Regions from separate parts of the Mus musculus genome. Here region 1 is linked to region 2. A link is a contact called in ENCODE Hi-C data. All regions are on one chromosome and are shown on one strand. Each heading gives the region's core, a stretch centred on a gene start or an enhancer-like site at or near the end of the contact. The rest is flanking DNA. Distances are from core to core; before and after follow the strand shown.

Evidence for each region. Hi-C counts contacts between places; a loop is a spot of excess contacts on that map.
Region 1: a loop to region 2 is called in a map of T-helper 1 cell, with 3 times the contacts of the local background. The contact joins the promoter of Thoc7 here to the promoter of Il3ra in region 2. A Hi-C loop is called at or near these places in 2 of 37 maps with a recorded cell type or tissue (T-helper 1 cell and T-helper 17 cell).

Annotation. Positions count from the first base shown.
Region 1 is chr14:13,957,303-13,963,970 of GRCm38, forward strand. Thoc7 (THO complex 7) reads right to left here and starts at 4,011. Exons shown (of 8, transcript NM_025435.3): 1 at 3,883-4,011. The coding sequence starts at 3,901. It also overlaps a transcript of Atxn7 not described here.
Region 2 is chr14:14,344,496-14,351,183 of GRCm38, forward strand. Il3ra (interleukin 3 receptor, alpha chain) reads left to right here and starts at 2,000. Exons shown (of 12, transcript NM_008369.1): 1 at 2,000-2,017; 2 at 2,515-2,693; 3 at 3,419-3,573; 4 at 4,326-4,449; 5 at 4,748-4,877; 6 at 5,540-5,772; 7 at 6,193-6,311; 8 at 6,443-6,472; 9 at 6,555-6,669. The coding sequence starts at 2,636.

The sequences.
Region 1 (6,668 bases), core at 2,761-5,260, 390 kb before region 2:
TCTAAATGTGTTTTAAAAATACTAATGTTTTCAAGCTTTAATTACCAAACAACTTGAAGAGATCAAGGTAAATAAGACATAGTCCTTAAAGAGATTAAAATGCAGAATTTCTGAGTACACACACACACACTCTCACACACACTTCTGTCACACACACATTTTGGGACAAGGTCTTGCCCTGAAATTTGCTGGCTTCAAACTCCCAGAAGTTGTCTGCTTCGGTCTGTCAAGTGCTGGAAGGAAAGGCACACCTTGGGCTGGAGACAGTTCAGTGGTTAAGAATGCTCACTGCTCTTCCTGAGGACCCGAGTCCAGTTCTCATCACCCACCTGGGATGTCAAACATAAATGCAGAAGGAAACAGAGAGGGACTAAATACCTCCAATATTAAGTCTGGTAACTAAAAATATTTAAACTATGCTTTGTGACCATGCCAGCTGTACACTTTAAGTTCTGTGCATCATTACATAAGAATGTAGTATTACTATTTATAAAGGTTTTGCAAAATGTGCACAAGTCAAATAAACCAAATCAATAGCCCCAACCAACTTAACCTCCTCTGGTAGCTCGGACTATCCTGGCTCTGCCTTAGTCTCCTAATGGCTGTTACAGGGCTGAGGTACCATGACTGACTGACCAGAGTCTCTCTGTGTCGTCTTGGTGGCCCTTGAACTCACAGACACCATTCAGCCTTTACGTCTGGAGTGCTGGGATAGGAGGCGTGAGTCACCACACCCAGACTGACTGCACTATTTTGTAATTGGGTTTGATGCCTACAGAGGTCTTCTAAAGATCAATTAAATTAAGATCAACTCAATTAAACACTAACAAAGACTAGCACTTATTTTCATTATCACAGCAACAATTACTCGTACAAAAGGTGTGAGCAATTTGTACACAAGATGTGAGTGAATTCTGAGAATGGGAAGCCTTGCACTTTTGGTGTAGAATTAGCACCCATTCAGCACACTGAGGTGTCTAGTTAGAAGGACATACACCTCAGAGGAGGTAGAATTTGACTGGCTCTTTATCAGTCCATTCCATTTTCTCACCTATGATGCCCAGTGCTGGGGATGTGGCTTAGCTCAGTGGTAGATTACTTGCTTAGCATGCAAAGGGCTCTTGGTTCAACCCCTAGTAACATGCATATACACATAGTGACACACATGTTACTGATATCTATGTTCCAGCATCTCTCCCTCTAACCTTCCCCTGAACCTTGCACCTCATATTTGCTGATGGCTTATTTAAAACTGACTGCAGTTCAATTTTCTTCCCCCAAAGCAAAGGAAGGGGCACTTAATAGAGACACACTTCTCCATAGAGAAGTGGAAAGAGGTTACATAGAGAAGTGGAAAGAGGTTAGCAAACAACTTCTGTGTTTAGGAATATTTACTAAACTTTAGTATGTATTTGATTCAGTACAAAGTCCTTTATAACTTTTACTACATTTCATTTTCAAAACACCACTCCAAGGTAGCTTTTATTGTTTCTTCATCAATGCAGAAAATTGAGTCTCAAAGAAGCTGGGTAACCTCCACAAAGGGGAGAAGCTTGTAAATGTAAAGTGGGGCTTCCTCTGGCCTCCAAGGACTAGGGGCTCAAGTTTCCTTCTCTCACCAGCAGAATCCAGTCCTCTTTTGGAGCAAGGCACAGAATCGTCCAAGTCAGAAACCTAAGATAACCTCTGAGCTCCCGCATCTGAGCAGTCCTGACATTCTCTATGAGTTCTGTTCACTTTTTGAATTCCCTCAGTTGGAGTTTTGTCATATTGATCAAAGACCCCCTTACCTTCCACTAACCCACTACAGAAGGGGCTAAAATCAGACCACGCTAGCTGGGCTGAAATCGGCCTCAGCAGTTAAGAGCATCCGGCTGTTCTCCCACGGGGACTGAGCTCAATCCCAGTACCTACATACCAGTTCACTACTACCTGCACCTTCTTCAGCCCCACAGGACTGAATACTCTTCTAGACTCTGTTGGTTTTTAACTCACTGAAACTCTGTTATTTAATTCCTTTGGGTACTGGATTCATCTATAAAATGGGGATAACTAGAACACTGTGCAACACATGCTGCAAAATATTATATAAATGTTAGTGAAAGAGAGAGTGATGTCTGCAACCCCCTTCCCATTTCCTCAATATTCTCCAAAGAGTAGAATGGGTCTGTGAATTGTAAACGCACATCTGGTGCTGAAGATTTGGATCAGGATGTAAAACAGTTTTCTAATGAACAGGACTATGGGTTCTACTCTCAGCATTGCAAACAAAGGCGTCAGTTAATTAAATAAAAGCAAATGTGATCACATCACAGTAACAGTTTAAAACTTTCAATGACTGGACGCTGTGACATGTGCCTTTTGTCCCAGCACCCAGGAGGCAGAAGCAGGGGGAATCTCTGTGAGTTCCAGGACAGCTAGAGCTACATAGAAAGACCTTGTCTCTTTTTTTCTATCTTTTTTTTTTCTTTCTTTTTGTTTTTTTGAAACAGGGTTTCTCTGTGTAGGCTGGCCTAGAACTCAGAAATCCGCCTGCCTCTGCATCCCTAGTACTGGGATTAAAGGTGTGCACCACCACTGCCTGGCAAGACCTTGTCTCAAAACCAAACCAAATAACAACAAAAACCCTTTCACTGGCTTTTCCTGATCTTGGAAATTTCATGGTGTAAAGTTTTCTAAGTTCTATATGCCATCTTGAATTTCTTTCATCATTTTGGCAAGTGGTTGGTCACTTGTAATTCCAGTTTTAAAACACCTATTTACCCTTCAAAGGAAGGGGGAAAGCAAATTTGTCAAGTTTTCTAATCACCAGTAGAAAGACCACCTCAGTTCAATTCCCAGGACCCATCTGGTGGAAGTGAAGAAGTGACTTCAGCAAGTGTCCTCTGACTGCCACTCTAGTAGGGTGGCCTGCCTGGGGGAGGGAGGGAGGCAGAGACAGCTCAAAGAGAGGCAGGCAGGCGCGCGCGCGCGCACACACACACACACACACACACACACAGCCACCCTACCAATTTTTAATGTTTACAGCCACTGCAGACGTATAAGAGGAAACACCTTTACCTGCTGCTTCTGGGTATCAAACGTGTTCAGTAAAGTATTGCCTAGAAGTAAGCTAAGTACTTCCTGAATAAATTAAACTCGAATTAAAAAAAAACAAAACCAAGGTTAAAATCCCCCCTACCAAGTTCCGAGGCCTTTATTTATACCCACATCGGTATTTCCTCGGCCCGTCCTCAAATTTGGGCCGATCGTTGTTCATTTCTGGAAGTCCCCTGTTTCTCCACTGGGATCCATAGCTATTGATCAGCCCATCAAACAACATCAAGCCACCGGAACCTTTCTACCAAAGCGGGTACCTTCTCAGTTCCTGCTCCAGTTGCCTATCGTGTCAGTCCATCCTTCTCCCAAACGCGCTCTTATTTCTGCTCTCAGCCCACAGACATCTACTGTCCACCATCCATCACTCCTAATCCACTCAGGCCAACAACTCACCCGCTCCAACATGCCTTCCTTTTGTTGCCGCGGTCCAAGCCGCCGGCCTCTTCCCATGCTGGCGCCTTACCTTGTAAGTCGCCCAGATACACTTCCCGACCGGCCCTCCAGACACCCCTGTTCCTCTTAGCCGCCGTCCCCAGCTCGGGGTCCTCACTCCACCGCCCTCCGAGCTCCTGCGCTCCCTGGGGCCCGCCGCGCTGCCCGTGGGCCCGACCCAGCCCGGCCCGGGAAGCCCCCCAGGCGGCCCCCTCGGGGCACTGCATCGCCCGGGCCGAGCGAGCCGCCCTGCGCCTCTCCCCGCCGCGCACCGCCCCGGGAGCCCCCCACCCCAGACGGCCCGGATCCCGGCGCTGCCCCGCGTCCCCGCACCCGCCGAGGCCTCACCGTCAGTCACGGCTCCCATGGCGTGCGCGGCGGCGGCGGCGGCCGAGCTGAGGCGGCGGTTGGCGGCGAAGGTCAAACTCCCACAATGCAGCCGGGTAAACAGTCATGGAGGAGGAGGCGGCGGCGCCCGCCGCCCTCTCCGACTTTTGAGTCGCGCCGGCGCGCGCGCCGCGCCGCCGCGGACCCGCGCTCGCCGCTCTCCTGGGGCGCGGAGCGGCCGGCGGGTGAAGGGCGAGACGGGCGGCGGGAGGGCGGGCGGCGGCGGCTGGGCCCGGGGACACCGCCGTCCCGCCCTGCCCGCGCCCACAGGCCGCCCTGGAGGCCGCGGCCAGCCGCCAGGTGAGCTTCGGGCTGCGCGCGCTCGCGGGGCTCCGCGCCTGACGCTCCAGGTGACCTCTGTCCCGGGCTGCCCCGACCGTGCGCTCCGGTGGGACGGGGGCGCGGCCACTGCCGCCGTGGGTCTCGAACCCGTATTCTTGAGGCGGGCGCGGCAAGCCATCCTCCCTTCCTGAGCTCTGGCGGGTGCTGGCGAAGCGGGGGAAAGAAACTTGGTCACCTGTCTGGGGAGCGTCACTCAGGACCCAGGGCTCAGGTCCCTCCGGTTCTCACCTCTCATCCAGTTCTCCCTCGCTGCTGGAATCCAGATGGGGTGCCTTCATTTTCATACTAACTTTGCTTTTCAAAAACTGCTTCTTAAAGGGAAGTTGAAAGTAGGTGTTGGGGGTGGGGGTGCTGCTCATTGCAAACACATTACTTGGGGGTGCGGAGTACACATTTCTAGAACACACTGCAGGTTATAGTGTCATCTCTTCTGAAAAATGAAATAAACCACCCCCCTCCCGGGGGGGGGGGGGGAGTCGGGCAGTGAATGCGCTCGCCTTTAGTCCCAGCACTTGGAAGGCAGAGGCAGGCAGTCGAGGCCAGTCTGGTCTACAAAGTGAGTTCCAGGACAGCCAGGGCTACACAGAGAAACCCTGTCTCGAAAAACAAAAAACAAAACAAAACAAAACAAAAAAACAAAACAAAACAAAACAAAACAAAAAATCATTTTGATTCAACATTGAGGAATGTTCTCCTAGTGGAACCATGTTCCTGTTGAGAGTTGATTTGACCTCCAACAGGGTAGAGTTTGACTTTATAACCCAGGTTTTTGTTTATCAGTTTTCATGATCCCAATCCCTTGAACCTTCAGATCCTGCATAAGGCAATGGTGTGGGGTCATTTTTTGGTTGTTGAGATTTCTTAAGTGGGATCCATGCATCGGCCCTGTGTTCCCTCAGTTCTTTCTAGCGGAAGACTTGGGATCATTCAAGGGAGGTGGTTTTTAACCTCTAGGCAGAACTATGTATGGGTCAAATACAGTATCTACTTTTGTCACAAAGGCAGAAATTACCCTGAATGAAGATTTTGAAGCATAAATGACCTCTTCCAAATGTGGAACTGCTCGCTGACTTTTTGAAAGAGTACTGGTCTAAAGGCTCCTCCTAACTTGGACTTTGGACCATGTTCATTTCCTTGGCGTAGGAAGGAGGGTAATATTAATCTTAAATTCAGCGGGGTGGTGTGTGGTAGCCTATCTGGGCTGGCAGGTTTGTGAATTGAAGCTAATCTGGGTCTGAACATTGAATTTTTGGCCAGCTGGGCTACATAGGCACACCGACCTCCTTCCCCGGCCCGCCCCCCCACCCCCACAAGCACCAAACAACAGAATCCCAAACCAAACCTAACCTAACCAAACCAAATCCAATTAATTCGTAAGTACCTCTAAACACTGTAAATGGAACATCACCTGATCATTTCTGTGTTCTGGGTAAGACTTTGCTAGGGAGACTTCTTGTTTACAAGAAAACTGCCAAGTAGTGAAAGGATACTTTGTAAGAGCATTTCTTGATTTTATCAGCATCTTGCTGACTTGGAAACAGTTATGTAATGACAGCAAATAATTGTTAATGTTTTCATGGGAAACTAGCACTGCCTTCTATAAGCTTCTGTGAGATAGCATGTCAGGTTGTCACAGACCCCTTTCATAAGTTTCTTTGGTTGCTCACAGTTTTCTTAGGCAGGGCTAAAATTTTTTTTAAAAAAGACTTGGAGTATATTTGAAATTGAACATTCCTGAAGATTATTGGCTCAGGTAATGGGAGACCAAGTAGTAGGATATGTCTGAGCCTTTGGAAGTCTTTGGAGTTTTCTTAAAGCCGTATAATTGAATTTATTATTGCATAGACAAGAATGTATAAGTTGAACACCTGAGAATTCTGTTTATTATATGATATGTGTTGATTATATGATATGTGTTGATTATATGATATGTGTTTATTATATGATGTGTGTTGAGAGAACACCTTGCAATGAACTTTATAGAAATGATGTTTTTATTTGCTAAGCTGTGGCTGATGTTAAAGTGGGGTGGACTCAAGCCCTCTGCTGTACTCAGGCTTCTTCTTTTTCTTTTTTGGGGGTGGGAGCATGGATCTTGAGAGGCAGAAACACAGAATGGTGATGGAGTGTGTTTTAAGCTACTGGAGGACTGACTTGAACATGCAGACGTTAGTTTTAACTGTTTACTGCAGTCACTAGTTCCTTCTTTTTAAGAACATGAGATATTAGTTAAGGAAGTTAGTGTATTTATTTAACATTTCCCTCCTGAAAATATAAAGACTGATGAGAGAACCAATGGTTTGGCCTATTTTTTTTGTGTCATAGCTAGGGTTTCTCATGCTGTGAGAAACATTTCAAGACACCTGCCCAGAAGTGGTGCCACCCACAATGACATGGACCCTCCC
Region 2 (6,688 bases), core at 750-3,249:
TCCTTCAAGAGCAAAAAATACCAGGGCACAGTCACAATCAAAAGCAAAATTTAATCTCCAATTGTCCAGTGTCTGGGATCCAACTCACGATCTTCTGGGCTCCTCCAAGGGCTTAGGTCACTTCTTCAGCCTTGCCCTTCTAGGCTCCAGCCGCCTGTACTCCACTGCTGCTGGTCTTGGTGGTCATCTCATGGTCCTAGAATCTCCAAAACACTGCATGATCTCTTCAGTCCTGGGGCGTCTTTTGCAACTGAGGCTGCACCTCACCAATGGCCTTCCATGGCCTCTCATGGTGCCAAGGCTCAGCTGCTTTGCGTGACCACTTCATTCCTTCAAAACCAGTACCACCTGAGTGACTCTTACACATTACTAAGTCCAGGTTCAGCACGAGGTACAACCTTGGCTATTTCTGGAACACAACCTCTGTGCTTTCAGAAAACACTTCCCAGAAGATGTCACCTCAACGATGCTGGTCTCTTCTTAATCACTGCTAATTTCTTAGCTCCAGCTAACCAGCATCAATAGTCCCAGTAATGCAAAATTTTTGCTTTAGTAGTTCTGGTATCTTGTTAATCACAGCTGATTCTTCAGCCGCAGCTAACCAGAACCACAGAATCTTCATAATGGTCCTGAAAAGAGTAACAATGGTCCTGAAAAGAGTCTTTAACTTTCCCTCTGAAATTTCACAAGCCAGGCCTCCATCGTCTGCACTGTTCTCATCATTATCTAACATCCCACAGAGCTGTTAACACGGAATGCATCTTCTGGCCTGAAGCTCCAAAGTCTGTCCTGGTCCTCCCACACAACCAGGCTGTCACAGGCATAGTCGTCCCCACAGGGCCAGGCTGTCATGGGGATGAAGACCCCACTGTGCTGGTACCCGTCTGTCTTAGCGTCTGTCTTACCTGCTGAGCCACCGACCGTTCGTCCATCCAGCCTCTCCCTCTCCCCCTCCCCCCAACCCCACCCCACCCCACCCCACCTCACTCCACCCCAGGTTCATTTTTAAGGCAGAGCTGTGAGGATCAGCAAAGGGCTACTTTCAGCGGACGCACGCGTCGTCCTGCAGGGGGCACCAACCCCGGGACTCGGATCAGGAAAGGTCACGTGACGCGGTGGCCAGGATGGCGGCAACAGCAGCTTCACTGCAGCACAGGACAAATTCTGCGCCTCTGCCCCGCCCCCTGCGTCTCCGCTGCGCGCGCGCCCCCGCATTAACAAAAACGGAAACGGAAATAAGGCGGCCTGTGAGGCATCCCCGGCCTATCCTGACCCTGCGGTCACTATGGAGGGGGCGGTGTGCAAAGCTCTGTGCGCGTGGGCCGGGTGGGGCGGCCTCCTAAGCACAGCTGTGACGTCCGCTGTGAGCTCTGCTCTCACAGAGTGTGTGGGGGGGGGGGGGGATGAAGACAGGGCAGGGTCCGCTCACAAGTTAAGTTCCGTGGGTCTCAATGGGATGCCTTCAGGCATGAGGCAGAGCTGAGGCAGGAGGATGGCAGGTAGTGAACAACCGCTACAAAGCAGGGGTATGATGGCAGCTGTCAGTGACTGCGGGTGTGAGTGAGGCAGGGGGATTCCCGTGAGTAACGAAAGAGCTGAGGCAGGGGGATGACTGCGAGTACAGTTGCAACGGATGACAGGAGAGCGACTTCCTGTCTGCGGCAGGACGTCACGCCCGCTCGCCCGTGACTGACGGGAACGACTTCCAGTTTCATTTTTTTTTTTTAATAAACGAACGCGATGACGCGGCCGGCGTGGCCGTGGCCGCCCATCACCCGCAATCGCGGTCATCCTCCCGCCTCAGCTCCGTCCATCCCTCCCGCGTGACTCCCGAGGCCCCGCCCCGCCCCCACTATCTCAGGAAGTTGCTCAATCTCGGGACCATGGGCGCGGTCGGGGCGGGGCGGGGCCTCTGGGGTCACGGGCAGGGTCGCAGTCCTCTGCCCTGTAAGCAGTTCCGACCCCCAGACCCCCGAGGACAGGAACGGACGCCGCCAGCGCCGTGGGCGCCACTCAGGTCCGGTCCGCGGGGTGGGCGGGGGTGGGCGGGGTCAGGGGGCGGGGCCTCGGCGGTCATCCCCCTGCCTCCGTCCTTCCTTCTGCTCACTGCCATCATTCCTGGCCTCAGATCCTCACTCACAGGCATTCCCCAGCCGTCGCTCCCTCCCTCTCTGCTTTTCTGTGTCCATCGTGATTATCCCCCTGCCTCAGAAACTAACTCGTGGTCATCCCCCTGCCTCACACTGTTTACTCGCGGGCGTCTCCCTGACTCCGTCCCTCCTTCCGCTCACTTGCCAGCATCCTCCAGCCTCCGTTTCTGCTTCCGGTCACCGCTGCCATCCCTCTGCCTTGTCATCTGCACTGATGGACATGCTCCTGCCTCATGCTGTTCACTCCTGGGCATACCCATACCCCTGCCTCGCGATGTGACACTGGGGACAGTGAAGCTGAGGCAGGGGGATAACCGCGAGTGAGCAGCTGAGGCAGGGGAATGACCGCAATGGACCATGACAGGAACCAGAAGCATCGTGAAGGGGTCGGGATCAGGAGGTGGAGTCCGCTTGCGCCCCGGCCCCGCCCCTCACGCCCCGGCCCCGCCCCCAGGCCTCCGAGGCTCCAGCCCCGCCCTCCTATCATGGCCGCCAACCTGTGGCTCATCCTGGGGCTCCTGGCATCCCACTCTTCAGATCTGGGTAGGTGTCTTCATGGGGCAGGGCCTATGCTCGGGCCACGCCCCCCACTTCCTGTCGGTCGGGGCCCCACCCCCGGGTGTCTCACAAGACTCAGGCCCAGCCCCCTGGCGAAGGATGGTGTCACCTGTCAGTCACCCAATGCCCCATCCACCCGGTTCCTGTCCTGTTCTGTGACTTCATCCAGGTGTCAATCAGAGCTCTGGTCCCACCCCTTTGCTTCCTCTCCCAAACCTTACTTCCTGTCACGAAGGATGATGTCATTCTCACCCCCAGATGTCAATCAAAACCCAAATCCCGCCCCCTAAGCTCTTCCCTTCTTGTTGGCCTGTCCCAGCTCCGGGTGTCAATCTCAGCTCAAGCCCTGCCCACTAACTTCCTGTCATGGCGAATGAAGTCATCTCTGCACCCCCCCTTGTCAATCAAGGCTCAGGCCACGCCCACTGATGGTGGATGCCATCATCATCCTGGTCGAAGACATCACTAAGAGAGGCCCCGCCCCATCGCTTTCTGTCATAGGGGACCAATGATGTCACCTAGGGACATGTCACTTGCCTCTCATGTCATCTGGGTGTCAATCAAAGCCTAAGTCCCGCCCACTTCCTTTCTTTTCCACCCCCTCACTTCCTGTCACGGAGAATGGTGTCAATCAAAGCCCAGGCACCTCCCACAACTGTGGATGATGTCACCTGTCACTCAAGCCCCACCCCACCTCCCCTTGACAACAGCTGCGGTCCGTGAGGCTCCACCCACTGCTGTGACCACGCCCATCCAGAACCTGCATATCGACCCCGCCCACTACACACTGAGCTGGGACCCCGCCCCCGGCGCTGACATCACGACAGGGGCTTTTTGCAGGAAGGGCAGGGACATCTTTGTCTGGGTGAGGGGCAAGCCCTGGTTGGTGGGCGGAGTTGGCTGTCAGTCATCCAGGGTGTGGGGCTTGGGTGGGTAGGGATCTCCACACTGTCCGTCATCCTGGCCATGCCCACTTTCTGCTGTGAGTCACTCTAGGCCCCACCCACCAGTCACTTCCTGCCACGCCCACCAGCATTCCATGCCTTGCCATGCCCACTTCCAGTCTTATTCCTGCCCCCAGCACAAACTTCTCACCATGCCAATCATTCCAGACTCCGCCCCTACCACCCATCCGGCCCTGCCCTCTGCTTCCTCTTCTGCCTGTCAGTCACTTCAGGCTCTGCCCAGTCACTTCTTGTGCAAATTTATGCAGAGATGAGCAGGGGGAGAAAACCTATGATGTCATCTGGGTGTATGCAAATTTGGTCCAGCAGAGCTGAGACTTCAGGACCCACCCACCCCAGGTGGAGTTAGGCAAATTTATGAAGGCTAGAACATGATGTCATCTGGGTTTATGCAAATAAACTCAGATGGAACCATGATGTTATGCAAATCCATGCAGATTTATGCAAAGCCCATGATCAGGGCCTGTGGATATTTATTCAAATGAAATTCAAATTTATGCAAGTTCATACAAATTAATGCAAATTAGTGCTGGCCCTACCACTCACCCCAAGTATGGGTGACCCCTGCTGACGCCGACATGCAGGTTGACCCCAGGTGACCCCGCCCCTCACACTGACCCTGCCCTGCCCCCTGACCTCTGTGACCCCGCAGGCTGACCCCGGGCTTGCCCGCTGCTCATTCCAGTCGCTCTCCCTCTGCCATGTGACCAACTTCACCGTCTTCCTGGGGAAGGACAGGGCTGTGGCAGGATCCATCCAGTTCCCCCCAGATGATGGTGGGTGAGGCCCCGCCTCCGTGACCCCCACGTGACCCATGACACCTGGGTTGGCCCCCCCAAGAACCAACTGTGACCCCTAACCCTAGCTGTGACCCTATGATGCCAGGTGTGACCTCTGATCCCATGTGTGACCAGGGGTCCTACCCTGGCCCCAGCCCATGACCCTTGACCCCAGGGTGCGACCCCTGCTCCCAAATCTTACACCTGACCCCAACATGGGACCCCAACCCCGTGTGTGACCCCTGACCCTGTCCCCTCCATCATGACCGCAGTGACCCCATCCCAACCCCCACAGATGGCGACCACGAGGCCGCAGCCCAGGACCTGCGCTGCTGGGTGCATGAGGGGCAGCTGAGCTGCCAATGGGAGCGGGGTCCGAAAGCAACGGGTGACGTGCACTACCGGATGTTCTGGCGTGATGTGCGGTGGGTGTTAGGGGTCACGGGGGTCAAGGGTGGGGTCGGGAGGTCACTTCTTGTCCTCACTTCCTGTTCTGTGAGGCCTCTGACGTCACTTCCTGTTCTCACTTCCCAGGTGGTGCAGGGTTGGGGAGGTGTTCTGGCCACATCTTGGGTGGGCGGGGCCATGGCTTAAAAGGGCAGGGTCGTGAGGTCACCTTTGATGATGTCACTTCCTGTGTTCATTTCCAGGTGGGCAGGGCCTCTTGTGTCACTTCCTGTCCTTATTTTTCGGGAGGCGGAGCCTATGACATCACTTCCTGTGCTCTAGTCTTTTTGGTTGGAGCCTCAGATCATTTCTGAATGAGCATGGTCTATGACATCACTTTCTTACTGACTTCATGTTCTCCATGGCCTCTGAGGTCACTTCCTGTCCTTACTTCCTGTTGGGGGTCTTTATGGAGCTGTGACATCATTTCCTGTACTTTTTTTCCCCTGGTAGGTGGAGCCTCTCCAAGAACTGATGACATCACTTCCTGTGCTTGCTTCCTCTTTGGGGCTTAATGTCACTTCCTGTCATCATATTTCGGTGGGCGTGGCCTCTGGGTGTGACTTCACTTCCTGTGTCACTTCCTGTGCCCGCCTCTGGGCCTCTGACTTCTCTTCCCGACCCCTGTCCCTGCCACCAGGCTCGGTCCTGCCCACAACCGCGAGTGTCCACACTACCACAGCCTTGATGTCAACACCGCTGGCCCCGCCCCTCATGGTGGCCATGAAGGCTGCACCCTTGACCTCGACACTGTCCTTGGCTCCACCCCCAACAGCCCTGACCTTGTCCCCCAGGTCACCATCACCGTCAACGGCAGTGGCCGCGCTGGCCCCGTGCCCTGCATGGACAACACTGTGGACCTGCAGCGCGCAGGTGAGGGCCTACTGTACATGTGCTGGGGGGACCTGGAACGGGTGGGCCCACTGAGTGCCCGGGGCTCAGTCAGGCCTACTATGCACCCATTGAACCCGCTGTGCACCTGGCCCAGCCTCCTGCATGGGGTTGTGGGTAAACTCAGTGTGCACGCAGACAACATGCTTGCAGGGAGCATGGTTGGACCCACTGTGTGCAGCGCAGCGCCCCATACAAGCCTTGGTAACAACTGGATCTACGCTGTCTGTGGGTTGTGTTCAGGGCACAGGTAGACTTACTGTGCACAACAGTGGATCTAGTGTGTGCACCCAGCATCCCTTCATGCTTGGGGTGGCAGGCAGATGCACTATGCACTAACATGCGTCGCCCTACTGTGTGCACACCCTGCCCTGACTGCCCAACCCTGGTCCCCGCCCCCAGAGGTCCTGGCCCCGCCCACGTTGACAGTGGAGTGCAACGGCTCTGAGGCCCATGCCCGATGGGTCGCGCGGAACAGATTCCACCATGGCCTCCTTGGGTACACCCTGCAGGTCAACCAGGTGCGGGGTGAAGCAGAGGGGATGACCGCGGGAGTGAGGCAGGGGAATGACCACAAGTGAGTGTGAGTGTGAGTCAGGGGGATGACCGCAAGTGTTCGATGCTAAGCCCTGCCCTCTTCCCCTGCCCCCAGAGCTCCCGCTCAGAGCCACAGGAATACAATGTGAGTTGGGGTCTGTGGTGGGCGGGGCTTGTGGTATGGGTGTGGCAGTGGCAATGACATCACAGAGGCCCTGCCCACCCAGGTCTCCATCCCCCACTTCTGGGTCCCCAACGCTGGTGCCATCTCCTTCCGGGTCAAGTCGAGGTCAGAGGTTTACCCTCGGAAGCTCAGCAGCTGGAGCGAAGCCTGGGGCCTCGGTGAGTGGGTAGGGCGGGG